Linked DNA regions of Homo sapiens: region 1 is linked to region 2. Evidence: read pairs that join two places in POLR2A ChIA-PET (ENCODE). Cell type or tissue: PC-9. All regions are shown on one strand.

The links. ChIA-PET counts read pairs that join two places held together with the same protein. Peaks named below come from ENCODE experiments on the same cell type or tissue, not always from the same donor. Only the 100,000 strongest peaks of a DNase experiment are listed, where the experiment ranks them.
Region 1: POLR2A ChIA-PET joins it to region 2 with 21 read pairs; 4 of 35 experiments call an interaction of 5 or more read pairs at or near these places.

The regions. Positions count from the first base shown.
Region 1 is chr3:48,309,513-48,317,512 of GRCh38, reverse strand. SPINK8 (serine peptidase inhibitor Kazal type 8 (putative)) reads left to right here. Exons shown (of 8, transcript NM_001080525.3): 7 at 7,567-7,609. It overlaps MIR2115 (microRNA 2115), which reads left to right and starts at 1,054; the gene lies at 1,054-1,153. In PC-9, no CTCF peak of the experiment used is centred here; no DNase peak of the experiment used is centred here.
Region 2 is chr3:48,510,657-48,518,656 of GRCh38, reverse strand. It overlaps PFKFB4 (6-phosphofructo-2-kinase/fructose-2,6-biphosphatase 4), which reads left to right. Exons shown (of 14, transcript NM_004567.4): 14 at 1-973. Among named protein-coding and RNA genes, the nearest start is that of SHISA5, 10 kb to the right of the region's middle. RefSeq lists a silencer at 7,314-7,514. In PC-9, no CTCF peak of the experiment used is centred here; a DNase peak (open chromatin) is centred at 4,006.

The sequences.
Region 1 (8,000 bases), 200 kb after region 2:
AATGCTCCTTTTTTTTTATTTTTTGAGATGTAGTTTCACTTTTGTTGCGCATGCTGGAGTGCAATACTGTGGTCTCGGCTCACTGCAACCTCTGCCTCCTGGGTTCAAGTGATTCTCCTGCCTCAGCTTCCCGAGTAGCTGGGATTACAGGCGCACACCAACACACCTAGCTAATTTTTGTATTTTTGTAGAGATGGGGTTTCACCATGTTGGCCAGGCTGGTCTCAAACTCCTAACCTCAGGTGATCAGCCTGCCTCGGCCTCCCAAAGTGCTGGGATTACAGGCATGAGCCACTACACCCAGCCAAAAAATGCTGTTCTTAAATAGCTCCATTCTCCCCATCCTTCTTTGAACTGTTTTTGTTATACAAATTACAGCTTTATTCATTGTACACCCATTCACACAGATTTATAATTGTTTTATGCAGTTGCCTCTTAGGAGAGAAAGATTTACAAACAAAAATATGTTTATACTGTCTATTATTTTCCTATATAGTTACTTTAACTGGCTCTTTATTTCTTCACATGAATTCAAGTTTCTGCTTATGATCCTTTCATTTTAGCCTGAAGGACTATTTAGTATTTTGTAGGTCTGCTAGCAACAAATTGCCTCAATTCTTCTTTATCTAGACATATCTTAATTTCACCTTTCTTTCTGAAGAATAGTTTGGTGGGCATAGAATTCTTGGTTGACTGTCATTTTCTTTTTTTATTTTTCTTTTATTTATTCATTTATTTATGAGACCAGGTCTCACTCTGTCACCCAGGTTGGAGTGCAGTGGCATGATTGTGGCTCACTGCAGCCTCGACCTCCTGGGCTCAAGTGATCCTCCCACCTCAGCCTTCTGAGTAGCTAGGACTACAGGCACACCCCACCATGTTCAGCTAAATTTGTTTTTGTATTTTTGGTAGAGACAGGTTTTCACCATGTTGCCCAGGCTGGTCTTGAACTCCTGAGCTCAAGCAGTCCACCCTCCTCCACCTCCCAAAGTGCTGGGATTATAGGTGTGAGCCACCGTGCCTGGCCACCTCTCATTTTCTTTCAGCATTTTGACTGTCATCCCACTGCTTCCAGCTTCCATGACTCCTGATGGAGGAATCACATGAATTCATCAGAATTCATGGAGGCTAGAAGCAGTATGAGGATCATTTACATGTGATATTCACTTCTCCCTTTCTGCTTTTTGGATTCTCTCTTTGCCTTTGTCTTTTGGCAATTTTATAATGATTTGTCTATGTGTGGCTCTATTAGAATGCATCCTATTGTAAGTTTTTTGAACTTACTGGATGAAGTTTTTCATCAAACTTGGGGAATTTCAGCCATTATTTTTCCAAGTATTCTCCTCTCCTTGAGGGATTCCCTTTATGTATATGTTGATGCCCTTGACAGTGTCCCACACTTCTCTGTGGCTATATTCATTTTTTTCCCAATTTGAATTGAGTTTTATCTTATTGGTTATGTGAGGCATTTTAACCCATTTTGTTCTTTTTTCTTCATAATTATTTTTCTTTCTTTTCCTCAAACTGGTTACTATTCATTGGTCTATCTTCAAGCACATTTGACTCTTTCTTCTGTCTGCTCAAATCTTATATGAGCCCCTCCAGGGAATTTTTCATTCTAGGTCATTGTAATTTTCAACTTTAGAATTTTTATTCAGGTTCTTGGAAAATTTTTTCTGTCTCTTTATTGATATTCGCTATTTGGTGAGACATCATTCTCATACTTGCCTTTAGTTCTTTGTTCTTTACATACAGTTTCCTTCAGTTCTTTTTTTTTTTTTTTTTTTTTTTTGAGATGGAGTCTTACTCTGTTACCCAGGCTGGAGTGCAGTGGCATGATCTCGGCTCACTGCAACCTCTGCCTCCTGGATTCAAGCAACTATCCTATCTCAGCCTCCCAAGTAGCTGGGATTACAGGCTTGTGCCATCAAGCCCCACTAATTTTTGTAGTTTTAGTAAAGACAGGATTTCACCATGTTGGTCAGGCTGGTCTTGAACTCCTGACCACAAGTGATCCACCTGCCTCAGCCTCCCAAAGTGTTAGGATTACAGGAGTGAGCCACCACACCCGGCCCAGTTCTTTAAACATAAGTAAAATAGCTGATTTAAAATGTCTTGTAAGTCCAACATCTGGGCTTCCTCAGTGACAGATTCCATTGACTGACTTTTATCCTATATGCGAGCCATACTTTCTTTTCCTTTGTACGTGCCATGACTATTTTGTTGAAAATTGAATATTTTGAATAATATAATGTGGCAACTCTGGAAATCAGATTCTCACCTCTATCCAAGGTTTGTTGCTGTTATTTGTTGTTGTTGCCATGTGTTAGTTTAGTGACTTCTGAAATAATCCTGTAAAGTATGCATTTTTTGTCATGTATGGCCATTGATCTGGTCCTACTCATTATCTTATTATCAGCTAATGATTGGAAAAAAATTTCCTTAAATGGCTGGAACCAATAAATCTCCCAGTCTTTGACAACAAAAACTTTGTGTGTGCACTGAGGCATGTCTCTACTCAACCAGGCAGTTTAAAGCTACACTTTAGTGGTCACTGGATGTTTGCACAGACCCACAAGATTAGTTAGAGATGAGATGTTGGGACTTTCTCTGGTCTTTTCTGAGCATGCAGAAAGCCTTACACTGGCTGCAAGGCCTTCTGTATTTCCAGTAACATGTTAGAGCTTTTCAAAACCTCCTATGGACATCTCATTGCCTAACTTACTTTTAAGCTCTTGGTTAACCTATTGTTTTTCACAACTGTTACACACTGTGCAGCAGCCATGATGTTAAACAGTTGCCTCTGATTGTTTTCAACAAATTTTCCCAGGGAAAAGGCTGTTTGCACCAAGAGAGGTTTGAGTATGGTCAAATAAAAGCTTTGCAAATGGGTCTTTCAGAGAACCACCCAGACAGGTCAAATAATGACAATTCTCTGGTAATGGTGCATTGAAGGCATTCCAACACCAGTCTTCTCCCTCCAGATGCTGCCAGGCTGCTGGTTTTCACTATGATTGTGGGTGGTTGTTTTTCATTACTACCATGGAACTGGGAATGCTGCAGATGGGTCCAGAGCAAGATAAAATGCCATGAAACTCACTATTCTTACTGAGAAGCAGCAATTTTTCTTCAATAGATGTTCCTTGGATTGCTGCATGGTTTGATTTTTTTTTTTTTAATTCCCAGAATTCTGGAAAACTTGATTCTGACCATTTTTGCCAGTGTTCTTGTTGCTTTCGTGGAGGAAATTTTAAAGATTCTTACTTCTCCATTTTCACTGTCCAAGCAAAAGGGCTCACTTTTGAATGAAGACACTGAGACCTGAGGGGAGCAACTTATCAAAGTTCTTATAACTATAAATGGGTGCAAATGCATATTTTTAAAGATTGAGGTAAAATTCATATGACATAAAATGAACCATTTTAAAGTGAACAAATTGGTAGCATTTAGTACATTTACAATGTTATAAAACTGCCACCTTTATTACTTTCAAAACATTTTTGTCACTCCAGAATAAAACCTCATGTCCATTAAGCAGTTAACTTCCCATTCCCTCCTCCCCACAGTTCCTGGCAACTAGCAATAGACTTTCTGTTTTTACAGATTTACTATTCTGTATATTTCACATAACTGGAATTATACAACCTATGATCTTTTGTGTCTGGCTTCTTTCACTTACATAATCATTTTGAGGTTCATCCACAGTGTGGCATATATCTTCATTTCTTTTTGTATTACTGAATAGTTTTCCATTATGTGTATATACCACAATTTTTTTATTTATTCATTGAAGGAAATTTGGGTTGTTTCCATGTCTAACTATTGTGAAGAGTGCTCTTATAGACATTTGTGTACAAGTATTTATTTGAGTACCTGTTTTCAGCCTTCTGGTTATATACCTAGGGGTGGAATTTGCTGAGTTATATGGTAATTCTGTGTTTAACTTTTTGAGGAACCATCAAACTTTTCTATAGGGGCTGAACCATTTTACATTCTTCCAGAAATATGAGAGTTCCAATTTCTTCACATCCTTGCTAGTACTTTTTAAAAATATTATTATATCCATCCTTGTGGGTGTGAAAATGGTATCTCATCAAGTTTTCATTTACATTTCTCTAATGACTAATGAGGTTGGACATCTTCTTATGTACTTTTTGGCTATCCATATACTTTTTTGGAGAAATATCTACTCAAGTCCTTTGCCCATTTTTAAAAATTGTGTTGTCTTTATGTTTTAGTTGTAAGAATTCTTTATATATTTTGAATACTAAATACTATGATTTTCAAATATTTCTCCCCCGATTCTATAGGTTGCCTTTTACTTTCATGATAATGTCCTTTGATGCACAAAGTTTTTAATTTTGATGACATCAATTTATCTATTTTTTCTTTTGTTGTTCTTACGTTTGCTATTACACCCAAAAAACCACTGTAAAATCCAAAGGCATAAAGATTTACCTCTAATTTTTCTTCTAAGAGTTTAGTAGTTTTAGCCCATTGATCTTTTTTTTTTTTTGAGACAGAGTCTGACTCTGTTCCCAGGCTGGAGTGCAGTGGCATGATTTCAGCTCACTGCAACCTCTGCCTCCCAGGTTCAAGCAATTCTCCTGCCTCAGCCTCCGGAGTAGCTGGGACTACAGGTGTGCACCACCACGCCCAGCTAATTTTTTGTATTTTTAGTGGAGACGGGGTTTCACCATGCTGGCCAGGCTGGTCTCGAACTTCTGACCTTGTGATCCCCCTACCTCGGCCTCCCAAAGTGCTGGGATTACAGGCGTGAGCCACCACGCCCGGCCCCATTGATCCATTTTTGAATTAAATTTTATATATGGTGTGAGATAGAGGTCTAACTTTTTTCTTTTTTCTTTTTGAGACAGGGTCTCACTTTGTCACCCAAGCTGGAGTGAAGTGGCACGATCTTGGTTCACTGCAACCTCCACCTCCTGGGTTCAAGCAATTCTCCTGCCTCAGCATCCCCAGTGGCTGGGATTACAGGTGCCCACCACCAAGCCTGGGTAATTTTTGTATTTTTAATAGAGATTGGGTTTCACCATGTTGGCCAGGCTGGTCTCAAATTCTTGACCTCAGGTCATCTGCCTGACTCAGCCTCCCAAAGTGCTGGGATTATAGGTATCAGCCACCATGCCCACCCTGTCTAATGTTATTCTTTTGCATGTGGTTATCCAGTTGTCCCAGCTTTATTTGTTGAAGAAACTATCCTCTTCCCCCATTGAATGGCCTTGGTACCCTTGTTGAAAATCAATTGGCCATAGATATATGAGTTTATTTTTGGATCCTTGATTCTTTTCTTTTGTTCTGTATTTATATCCTAATACCAGTACCAGTACCACTGATTATTATACTTTTTTTTTTTTTTTGGAGACAGGGTCTTACTGCATCTCCCAGGTTGGAGAGCAGTGGTGTGGTCATAGCTCACTGCAGTCTTGAACTCCCAGGCCCACACAATCCTCCTGCCTCAGCCTCCCAAGTAGCTGACACTGCAAGATTATTGTAGTGTTATAGTAAGTTTTTGAAATTGGACATTTGGAGTTTTCCAATTTTGTTTCTTTTTCAAGATGATTTTGGCAACTCAGGGCCCTTTGCAATTCTATATGAATTTCAAGATTGGCTTTTCTATTTCCACAAAATATAAAGGCCACTGGAATTTTGATAAGGATTTCATTGAATCTGTAGATTGCTTTGGGAAGTATTGTCATCTTAAATTAATTCTTCCAGTCAGTGAGCATGGGATGTCATTCATTTATTTAGGCCTTCTTTATTTATTTTCAGCAGTTTCAATTTTGTAGTTTTGAGTGTACAAGTCTTTCACCTCCAGGATTCTTACTAAGTATTTTCTTTTTTGGATGCTGTTGTAAACTGAATTGTTTTCTTAATTTTATTTTGAAATTGTTCATTGCTGATTTATAGTTATAGAAACACAACTGATTTTTGTTTGTTAATCTTGTACTCTGCAACTTGCTGAATTTATTAGCTTTAGTCATTTTTATATTAATTATTTGGGATTTTCTACATATAGAATCATATCATCTTTGAATAGAGATCATTTTACTTCTTCCTTTCCAATTTGGATGCCTTTTATTTCTTTTTCTTGCCTAATTGCTCGCCTAGAATTTCCAGTCCAATGTTGAATCTCAGTGGTGAAAGCAGGTATTCATGTCTTGTTCCTGATCTTATACAGGTCTTTCAGTCTTTCACCATTGAGTACGATATTAGCTATGGGTTTTTCATAAGTGTTCTTTATCGTGTTGAAGAAGTTCTCTTCTATTCCTAGTTTTCTGGGTGTTTTATTATGAAATGGTGTTGGATTTTGTTGAATATTATGTGTGTATGTTTTGAATCAATTAGTATTATCATGCAGTGTTTTTCTGTCATTCTATTAATGTGATATTATTAAATTGGCTGATTTTTTTTTTGAAACGCTCTGAATTCTTGGGATAAAGGCCATTTTGTCATGGTGTATAATCCTTTTAATATGTGGTTGTATTCAATTTGTTGGTATTTTTCTGAGAATCTTTGCATCTGTATTCACAAGGGATATTGGTCTATAGTTTTCCTTTATGTGATGTCTTTGTCTGTCTTTGATAACATGGTAATGCTGTCCTCATAGAATGAAGTAGCAAGTGTTCCCTCCTCTTGTATTGTTTGGAAGAGTTTAAGAAAGATTGGTACTAAATCTTTTAAAAATATTTGGTAGGCCAGGTGCAGTGGCTCATGCCTGTAATCCCTGCACTTTGGGAGGCCGAAGCGGGTGGATCACCTGAGGTCAGGAGTTCAAGACCAGCCTGGCCTACATGATGAAACCCAGTCTCTACTAAAAATACAAAAAATTAGCTGGGCCTGGTGGCGCATGCCTGTAATCCCAGCTACTTGGAAGGCTGAGGCAGGAGAATTGCTTGAACCCAGGAGGCAGAGGTTGCAGTGAGCTGAGATCGTGCCACTGCACTCCAGCCTGGGCAACAAGAGCAAAACTCTGTCTCAAAAAAAAAAAAAAAAAATTTTTTTTTTGGTAGAATTCAGTACTAAAGCCATCTGGTGTTTGTCGGGACATTTTTTATTACTGATTCAGTATCTTTACTTGTCATAGGTCTGTTGAGACTTTTTATTTCTTATTAAGTTTTGATAATTTGTGTGTTTCTAGGAATTTGTTCATTTCATCCAGAATATCTAATCTATTGACATACAATTGTTCATAGTATTCTCTTTTAATCCTTTGTTTCTGTAAGGTCAGTAGCGATGTTTCAGCTTTCATTAAATGCATATTTTAACTTTAAGACACATTCTTTTTCTAATCCTCTGTATTTCTACTTGAATTTTCAAAGGCTATTTTGAATTTCTGTATTTTATTGTAGACTGAGTATGTTTTCTATACTCAATGTCTTTGACAAATAAAAATTCATATAGTAGAATTTTTAAATATTTGCCAAGAATTCATTATTAGCAGAATGTTTATTTCCCAAACTTAGCCAAAGATTATCAAGTAAAATTTAGTCAGAATTTATGATATACCATACAGCAAAAATAATTTTAAAATATAATTTCTTTCAGATTTGAAGGGCTTAACATAACTAAACTGTATGATGGACAATGTGTAAGTAAAGACACTTTTATTTTTTATTTTTAGAAGTAAACTAGATAAGTTAAGAGCTCACTGTTTTAGAGGGTTTTAAATGTTTTGTTATGAACATTTTCAAACATACATAAAAGTAGAGCCAATAATAGATCCCATAAGCCTATCATGTGTATTCAATAAATTGTAATGTTTTGCCACATTTCCTCCCTCTATTCTTTTATTTCTCTGTTTTCTTTGATGAAGTATATTAAAACAGGTCTCAGACATCATGTTATTCACTCCTACATACTTCAGAGTTCCTCTCTAATAAGTTTGGACATTTCCTTACATACTCAGAAGGTCTTATTACAACTAATTATTTCATTGTCATCTTCTAATACATACTTCATATTCAAATCTCCCCAACCAA
Region 2 (8,000 bases):
GGAGGATTTTCCCGGCCGCAGCACAGCCTTCCATTCATGTGCACGTGAGTCTGGTGAAAATGGCCTTGTGAAGTCCAGTGTCTGTCATGCCCCTGAGTTCTTTTGGTCCCAGAGAGGCAGCCTGGGCAGTCTGTTTACAGCTGGCAAACAGACTGGCTGGCAAGTTGTGGGGCTGGGTCAGAAAGTGTCTGGACTTGTAATCGGGTGCCCTGCTGTCCACAGGTGGACTCTGGGGAAGCCAGGCCCCTGGATCCCAAGTCCTTTGTGTCCGGAGCCTTTCCTGGCCTGTGCCTGGAGGGTAGCACATCTTTCCAGCCTCCCAGGGCTTTGCAGCCTGCAGATGCCACCTGTCCCTGAGAGAAGTTAGCGTCCCTGGCCCTGGCCGGTGGTCTCTCATCCTTGTGTGCTGCTCTGCTAAGAGATGTCCAAGGCGGAGCCGGGGCAAGATCCTTCCAGACTCATCTGTCAGAGCCCCAAGCCCTTTAGACCCAGAGCCCAAGGACCATGCCTTTGGGACATTAGGACTGCAGCCTTTGCTTCTGTGTATTTTGGAGTTTTGGTGACTTTTGTCACCTGGACACACTCATTTGTTAGCCATAGTGGGTTCCCTTGGTCAGCAACAGTGCATGTACCTCTGGATGTCATCTGAGGTGAGACCACCGAGGCCTTTTCTCTCTGTGTACAGAGGGGAGTTAGGAGTTGCTGGACTGGATGCATTACGAGGACTGGGGACAGGGTAGAGGGACATCCAGGGATCAGGGCATGAGTGGGGGCAACCCCCCGGCCTCTGCCCTGGCATGGTCTCCGCATGGGCTGAGGTGTAGCTGATTGGCTGCCACATTTCGGCCATGCTGGCTGGCGTGCCCATGTTGCAGATATTTTCCCGAGTTCCCCAGAATGGATGGTATTGAATCTCAGCCACATGCAACACTGTGTCCAGCATTCTTTGCAATAAATACTTTTTAAAAAATAATCTCAGGTTGTATTTGGTAGCCAGTTCTCCATTTCTGAAGTGTTTTTTTTCTGGCCTGCTCTGTCGACACCTGGTGCTGTGGTCTTCCTCGCAGGTCTGTGTTGGGATCCTTCGTTCAGCTTCCACCCCCATGTTCACTCTCACTGAAGAGGAATTATGCTGCCCTGGAGTGAGTCCTGGCCTGGCATACATGGGCAGGCGGCCTGGGTCTTCCCTGGGCTGACCTGGGGTATGGGGCCCTTGGCCCTGAACATGAGGCAGATGTGGAGGGGGCAGTGCAGCTGGAGTGGAGCACTGTTAAGGGAAGGATTCTGGGGTCCCTGGGAATGTGGGCTCCAAATGCGGCATTCTTGGGGAGGAGGCCCCGGGAGCTGGGTCAAGGATGTAGTGGCTGCGTGAGGCTGTGGTGACAGTATGCTGACCAGTGTTTTGGTATTTTCTTTTTCTTTTTTTATTTTTATTTTTTGGAGACGGAGTTTCACTCTTGTTGGCCAGGCTGGAGTGCAATGGCACGATCTTGGCTCACCACGACCTCCGCCTCGGGTTCAAGCAATTCTCCTGCCTCAGCCTCCCCGAGCAGCTGGGATTACAGGCATGCACCATCATACCCAGCTAGTTTTTATATTTTTAGTGGAGACAGGGTTTTTCCATGTTGGTCAGGCTTGTCTTGAACTCCCAACCTTAGGTGATGCACCCGCCTTGGCCTCCCAAAGTGCTGGGATTACAGGCGTGAACCACTGCACCCGGCCTATTCTGGTATTGTCTTTGTCACCTGCATCTGGGGTCGGGAAGGTGGAGACAAGGGGCTGGGTGTTCTCTTTCCCATGCCTCAGAACATCATGGGCTGTCCATACTTCCTGCCCTGGAGCTGGCTTTCCGGGAAGTGGGTTGTAGGCGGGGCTCCTCTGTGGGCAAGATGGGGCAGGGCATTGCCGGGTGTTCGCCTGTGCTCCTCCCAGTGTGTCAGGGCAGAGGATGGCTGTCGCTGGGCTGCTTCTGGGTGGTTTGGGGTGGCCAGCAGCTATGTTTCTGCCTTCTCCAACTATGCCAAGGTGTCTGAGGGAGAGGCAACTTTGCAGGATTCAGGTGGTGACTAACCTCTGCCTGGTGAGAGCCTGGGGGACAGCTTCGGGGGTCCTCACCTGTCTCTTGGCTCTGAGTTCCTAGGGTGGACACCTGACTCCCTTTGAGGCTTCTCAGCACTTTTGGAAGAAGGTTTTGAAGATTTTAGTAGAAAACAATAAAAGGAATGAAATATAACAATATCAGAGTTTTTCTTCAGGTCCAGTGTTGTACCATAACCTAGAAAGGGCAATTATATTATTATGTTGAGTAGCATTTTGGGTTACTGGGAAATAATAGCCATCATATAGGGTCACAGGATATTTGTTTTTTATTTTATTTTATTTTTTTGAGACGGAGTTTCACTCTTGTTGCCCAGGCTGGAGTGCAATGGCGTGATCTCCGCTCACTGCAACCTGCCCCTCCTGAGTTCAAGCAATTCTCCTACCTCAGCCTCCCAAGTAGCTGGGATTACAGGCATGCGCCACCATGCCCAGCTAATTTTGTATTTTTAGTAGAGATGGGGTTTCTTCATGTTGTTCAGGCTTGTCTAGAACTCCTGACCTCAGGTGATCTGCCCGCCTTGGCCGCCCAAAGTGCTGTGATTACAGGCGTGAGCCACTGCACCTGGCTATTTTCATTTTTTCTTACACCAATAAGAATGAGCTTGAAAGGATCAGATAATATTTGGATAGAATCAAATATTGTTGCAAAGACATAGGTAGGTTTCAGCAATATTGGATTTATATCTAAAAATATATATATAATACTTCTTACTTGCAGAGAAGAGTGTTGCCATATTTGGTTTAGACTGATCATTACTGGGTACATTATTGTTTAAACGAAACTATTTTATCTTATTTTTGTAAAAACGGGGTCTTGCACCGAACACAGTAGTTCACACCTGTAATCCCAGTGCTTTAAGAGGCCGAGGTGGGAGAGTTGTGTGAGCCCAGGAGTTTGAGACCAGCCTGGGGAGCATAATGAGACCCTATCTCTACAAAAAAAATTTTCAAATGACTAAGTGTGGTGGCACGTGTCTACAGTCCTAGCTACTTGGGAGGCTGAGACAAGAGAATACTTGAGCCCAGAAGTTGGAGGTTGCAGTGAGCCGGGGTCAGGCCACTGCAACCTGGGCGACAAAATAAGACCCTCTCTCAAAGGCAAAAACAAAAACAGGATCTTGCTCTGTAGCTCTGGCTGGTTATGAACTCATGACCAAGCGATCCTCCTGCCTCAGCCTCCTGAGTAGCTGGGATTACAAGCACGTACCACTGTATTGGCAAAACTATTTTATTAAAAGTGAAAAATGAGGTGGGGTACAGCGGCTCATGGCTGTAATCATTTGAGATTAGCCTGGGCAGCATAATGAGACCTTGTCTCTACAAAAAGATCAAAAACTTAGCTGGGCATGGTGGTGCGTGCCTGTAATCCCAGCTACTCAGGAGTCTGAGGGGGGGAGGACCGCTTGAGCCCAGTAAGTTGAGGCTGCAGTGAGCTATGATTTTGCCACTGCACTCCAGCATGAGTGACAGAGCGAGACTCTGTCTCAAAAAACAGAAAAGTGAAAAATGGCTTTGTGGTAGACCACAAGTATATCTGCCACACCTGGCTTGTGGCCACAGGTCTCTTTGGGGAGATTGTGAGGAAAATGCCAGGATGAATCTGTGCTGTTTTTACAGGGCCCTCCTTAAGGGTGCATGCCCCACCTCGTTCAGGGGCCCCTGAGTTTGCAAACTGATTTTTATCTAGAAAATTGGTGAGGGTTTCCTCTCTGTTGCAGTAGAGTCTCTGTCAGTTGGACCTCACACTCTCTTGTTATATAGGTGGGACTCTACTGGCCTCTCCATCTATTTTGGTACTAGGGGTCTGGTGATCGGGTCCCTATTGCTAAAGATTCCTGCAGGTTGCTAAAGATCCCTCCAGGTCTGACCATTCAGATAACCTGTAAATCCTGCATTCCCAGTCTGTGCTCCTCTCTCTCCTCTGGCAGCTCAACACTGCTGCTTGACCCTTGTCACCCCAGACTCCTTGTATCTGCATTGAAATCAAGGAGCTGGCTTGGTGCGGTGGCTCACGCCTGTAATCTCAGCACTTTGGGAGGCTGAGGTGGGTGGATCATTTGAGGTCAGGAGTTTGAGACCAGCCTAGCCAACACGGTGAAACCCTGTCTCTACTAAAAATACAAAAAAATTATCTGGGCCTGGTGGTGCATGCCTATAATCCTAGCTACTGGTGGAGGCTGAGGCAGGAGAATTGCTTGAACCCGGGAGGTGGAGGTTGCGGTGAGCCAAGATCGCGCCATTGCACTCCAGCCTGGGTGACAGAGTGAGACTCCGCCTCAAAAAAAAAAAAGCAATCAAGGAGCCATTTCAACTCTAGTGTCTCCCACTAGAATCCCTAACCTATGGAGAAGAGTCTAGAACCCCTAACCTATGGAGAAGAGTCTAGAACCCCTAACCTATGGAGAAGAGTGACCATGGTGCTTACTATGCACCCCCCACCAATTTATATGTTGAAGTTCTAACCCCTAGTACTTCAGAATGTGACCTTATGTGGAAATAAGGTCATTGCAGATGTAATAAGTTAAGACAAAGTTAGACTGCAGTAGGATGGCCCCTAATCTAATATAACCTAGTGTCTTCAGAGAGAACATTGGCCTGCGAACACCCTGATCTCAGACTTCTAACCCCTGGAACTGTGAAACAATACATTTTCTGTTGTTTTAGACACTCAATTTGTGGGACTTTGTCATGGTAGCCATAGCAAACTAAAACTAAAACTTTTTAAAGATGCACCCCTCAGCAATGAATTTCCCAAGGCTTTGGGGAAAGGAGTATCTTCTGAATCTTCAATCCCTTCAATCCAGGAGATTGGTTAGGGAAAAGATGAGTTGTCCATGACAAATTCAGTCCAACATTTATTCATTTATATATTTATGTATGTATTTATTATTATTATTATTATTATTATTATTATTATTTTTTTTTTTTTTGAGATGGAGTTTCACTCTTGTTTCCCCTTGGCTCACCACAACCTCCGCCTCCCAGGTTCAAGTGATTCTCCTGTCTCAGCCTCCTGAGTAGCTGGGATTACAGGTGCGTGCCACCACACCTGGCTAATTTTTGTATTTTTAGTAGAGACAGGGTTTCATCATATTGGTCAGGCTGGTCTCGAACTCCTAACATCAGGTGATCCACCCACCTCAGCCTCCCAAAGTGCTGGGATTACAGGCATGAGCCACTGCACCCAGCCTGTGTGTATTTATTTTTTGAGATGGAGTCTTGCTCTCCTGAGTAGCTGGGATTACAGGCACCCGCCATCATGCCCAGCTACTTTTTGTATTTTTGTAGGGATGGGGTTTCACCATGTTGGCCAGTCTGATCTTGAACTCCTGACCTCAGGTGATCCACCTGCTTCGGCCTCCCAAAATGCTGGGATTACAGGCGCGGGCCACCGCGCCCGGCCTCAACATTTATTTTGAATGAATAAAAATAAATACATCTTCTTAAGGCTTTGGATTCTTTCCTCTGTGTTATATCAGGGAACTTTTGGCACCTTAACTGCATTGAGTGGGATCCAGTTTTGTTGTGGAGTCTCGCTCTGTCGCCTAGGCTGGAGTGCAGTGGAGCAATCTCGGCTCACTGCAAGCTCCGCCTCCCGGGTTCACGCCATGCTCTTGCCTCAGCCTCTGGAGTAGCTGGGACTACAGTCGCCCGCCACCACACCTGGCTAATTTTTTTGTGTTTTTAGTAGAGACGGGATTTCACTGTGTTAGCCAGGATGGTCTCGATCTCCTGACCTCGTGATCCGCCCGCCTCGGCCTCCCAAAGTGCTGGGATTACAGGAGTGAGCCACCGCGCCCGGCTGGGATCCAGTTTTTATTCAGCCAACCAAATAGACGTGTGGAACAACCCCCAACAGCTTGAGCTGGTGCATGGAATCCAAATCCTTGCTAAGTGCACCCATATTGATAAATTCAGCCCAATATAAACTTATGTTCTTATCTCCTTGGTCTAGGACTTCAGTCTGTTCCCACACATATTCTCTATATTTTGGCCAACATAAAATAACAGTCTTGCAACTCTTTTGATATGTGAGCCTCCTGCTCTGGGCTTGACTTTGTGAAAGGGTCTCCAGACATGCTGAAATATCTCTCTAGTTAAAAGCTCTGGAAATCATAAGGAATTGGGAGGAGGGGCCATGAGAAGAGTTAGCTTCCTCTTACAGGGTAACTCCTTCATGATGTCCATGGTGTCTTTCAGGGGAGGACACATTGCTTCAGCAGGCAAAGGAGGTGCAGAAGAGGCTAGGGGTTGGTGGGGATCTAATTCCTCTGAATTCTTTCATGTATCTTCATTCCACTTCAGTCATTAATTTCATACTTGTGGGGGTTCTTTGCATTTTTTGTGTTTGTTTTTGAGAGAGTTACATTCTGTTCCCCAGGCCAGAGTGCAGTGATGTGATCTCAGCTTACTGCAGCCTCAACCTCCTGGGTTCAGGTGATCCTCCCACCTCAGCCTCCCTGGTAGCTGGACTACAGGTGCACACCACCACAACCAGCTAATTTTTTTTTCTTTTTGTAGAGGTGGGGTTTTGCCATGTTGCCCAGGCTGGTCACGAACTCCTCGGTGGAAACAATCTGCCCACCTCAGCCTCCCAAAGTGTTGGGATTACAGTTGTGAGCCACTGCACCCCGCCTGTTTTTTTTTTTTTTTTTTTTTTTTTATTTAAAATATTGTTTTTGTAGCGATGGGGGTCTCACTTTGTTGCCCAGGCTGGCCTCAAACCCACGGCCTCAAGTGATCCTCCCACCTTGGCCTCACAAAGTACTCAGAATACAGGCATAAGCCACAATGCCTAGCTGATTCAGCACATTTATTAAGTGCCCACCATGTGCCAAGCAGTGGGGATACAGGAGTAAGCACTACCCTGCTGTCAGAGAGAGAATGTTCTAGTGGTAGGAGATACAGTAAGCAAATAAGTAAAACACAGAGTATATAGGGTGCTGGGATGGAGGGAACGGGCATGGGAGGGGGTTGCAAGCAGGCCTCACTGAGAAGGTGACCAAAGGCTGAAGGAGGCCATGGAGCATCCCATAGCCAATGCAAAGGCTCTGAGTGTGGCTATGCCCAGTCAAAAAACACAGAAGAGGCTGGTGGGGCTGGAGAAGAGAGACGAGGAGGAGGAAGACCAGGTCAGAGAGGTCATGGGATACAGAATATGTGGGGCCTTGGAAATGGGGGGCCCGGGAAAGGGTTTTGAGCAGAGTGACTTGATCTGATAAACGTTTAAAAAGAACTCCTCTGGCTGCTGCAGAATCAAGACTCGATCTGAAATGGGGCTGAGTGGAAGCCAGGTCACTTATCTGGAGGCTGCTGCAATGTGAGAGACAATGAGCTCCTGATGGAGCTGCCGAGAAGTGGTTGGATTCTGCATATACTTTTCAGGTAGAGCCAAGTTTGGCTGACGATTTGGATGAAGGCATGTGAGAGAGAGATAATCCCAAGGTCTGGAGTTGCCACTTATGGACATGTGGAAGCCCGTGGGGGAAGCAAGCTGTGGATTGGGGTTGGCAGTTGAAGGTGGGTTCAAAATGTAATGCCCGGTCCAGCACAGTAGTCAGGTCTGTAATCCCAGCATTTTGGGAGGCTGAGGCGGGTGGATCACCTGAGGTCAGGAGTTCGAGACCAGCCTGACCAATATGGTGAAACCCCATCTCTACTAAAAATACAAAAATTAGTTGGGCATGATGGCGTGTGCCTGTAGTCCCAGCTATTTGGGAGGCTGAGGCAGGAGAATCACTTGAACCCCAGGAGGCGGAGGTTGCAGTGAGCCAAGATCACACCACTGCACTCCAGCCTGGGCAGCAGAGTGAGACTCCATCTCAAAAAAAAAAAAAAAAAAAAAAAAAAAAGTGCAGCTTGAGAAGCAGCAGTGTGAGGAGTGTGTGATGGAAGCGGGA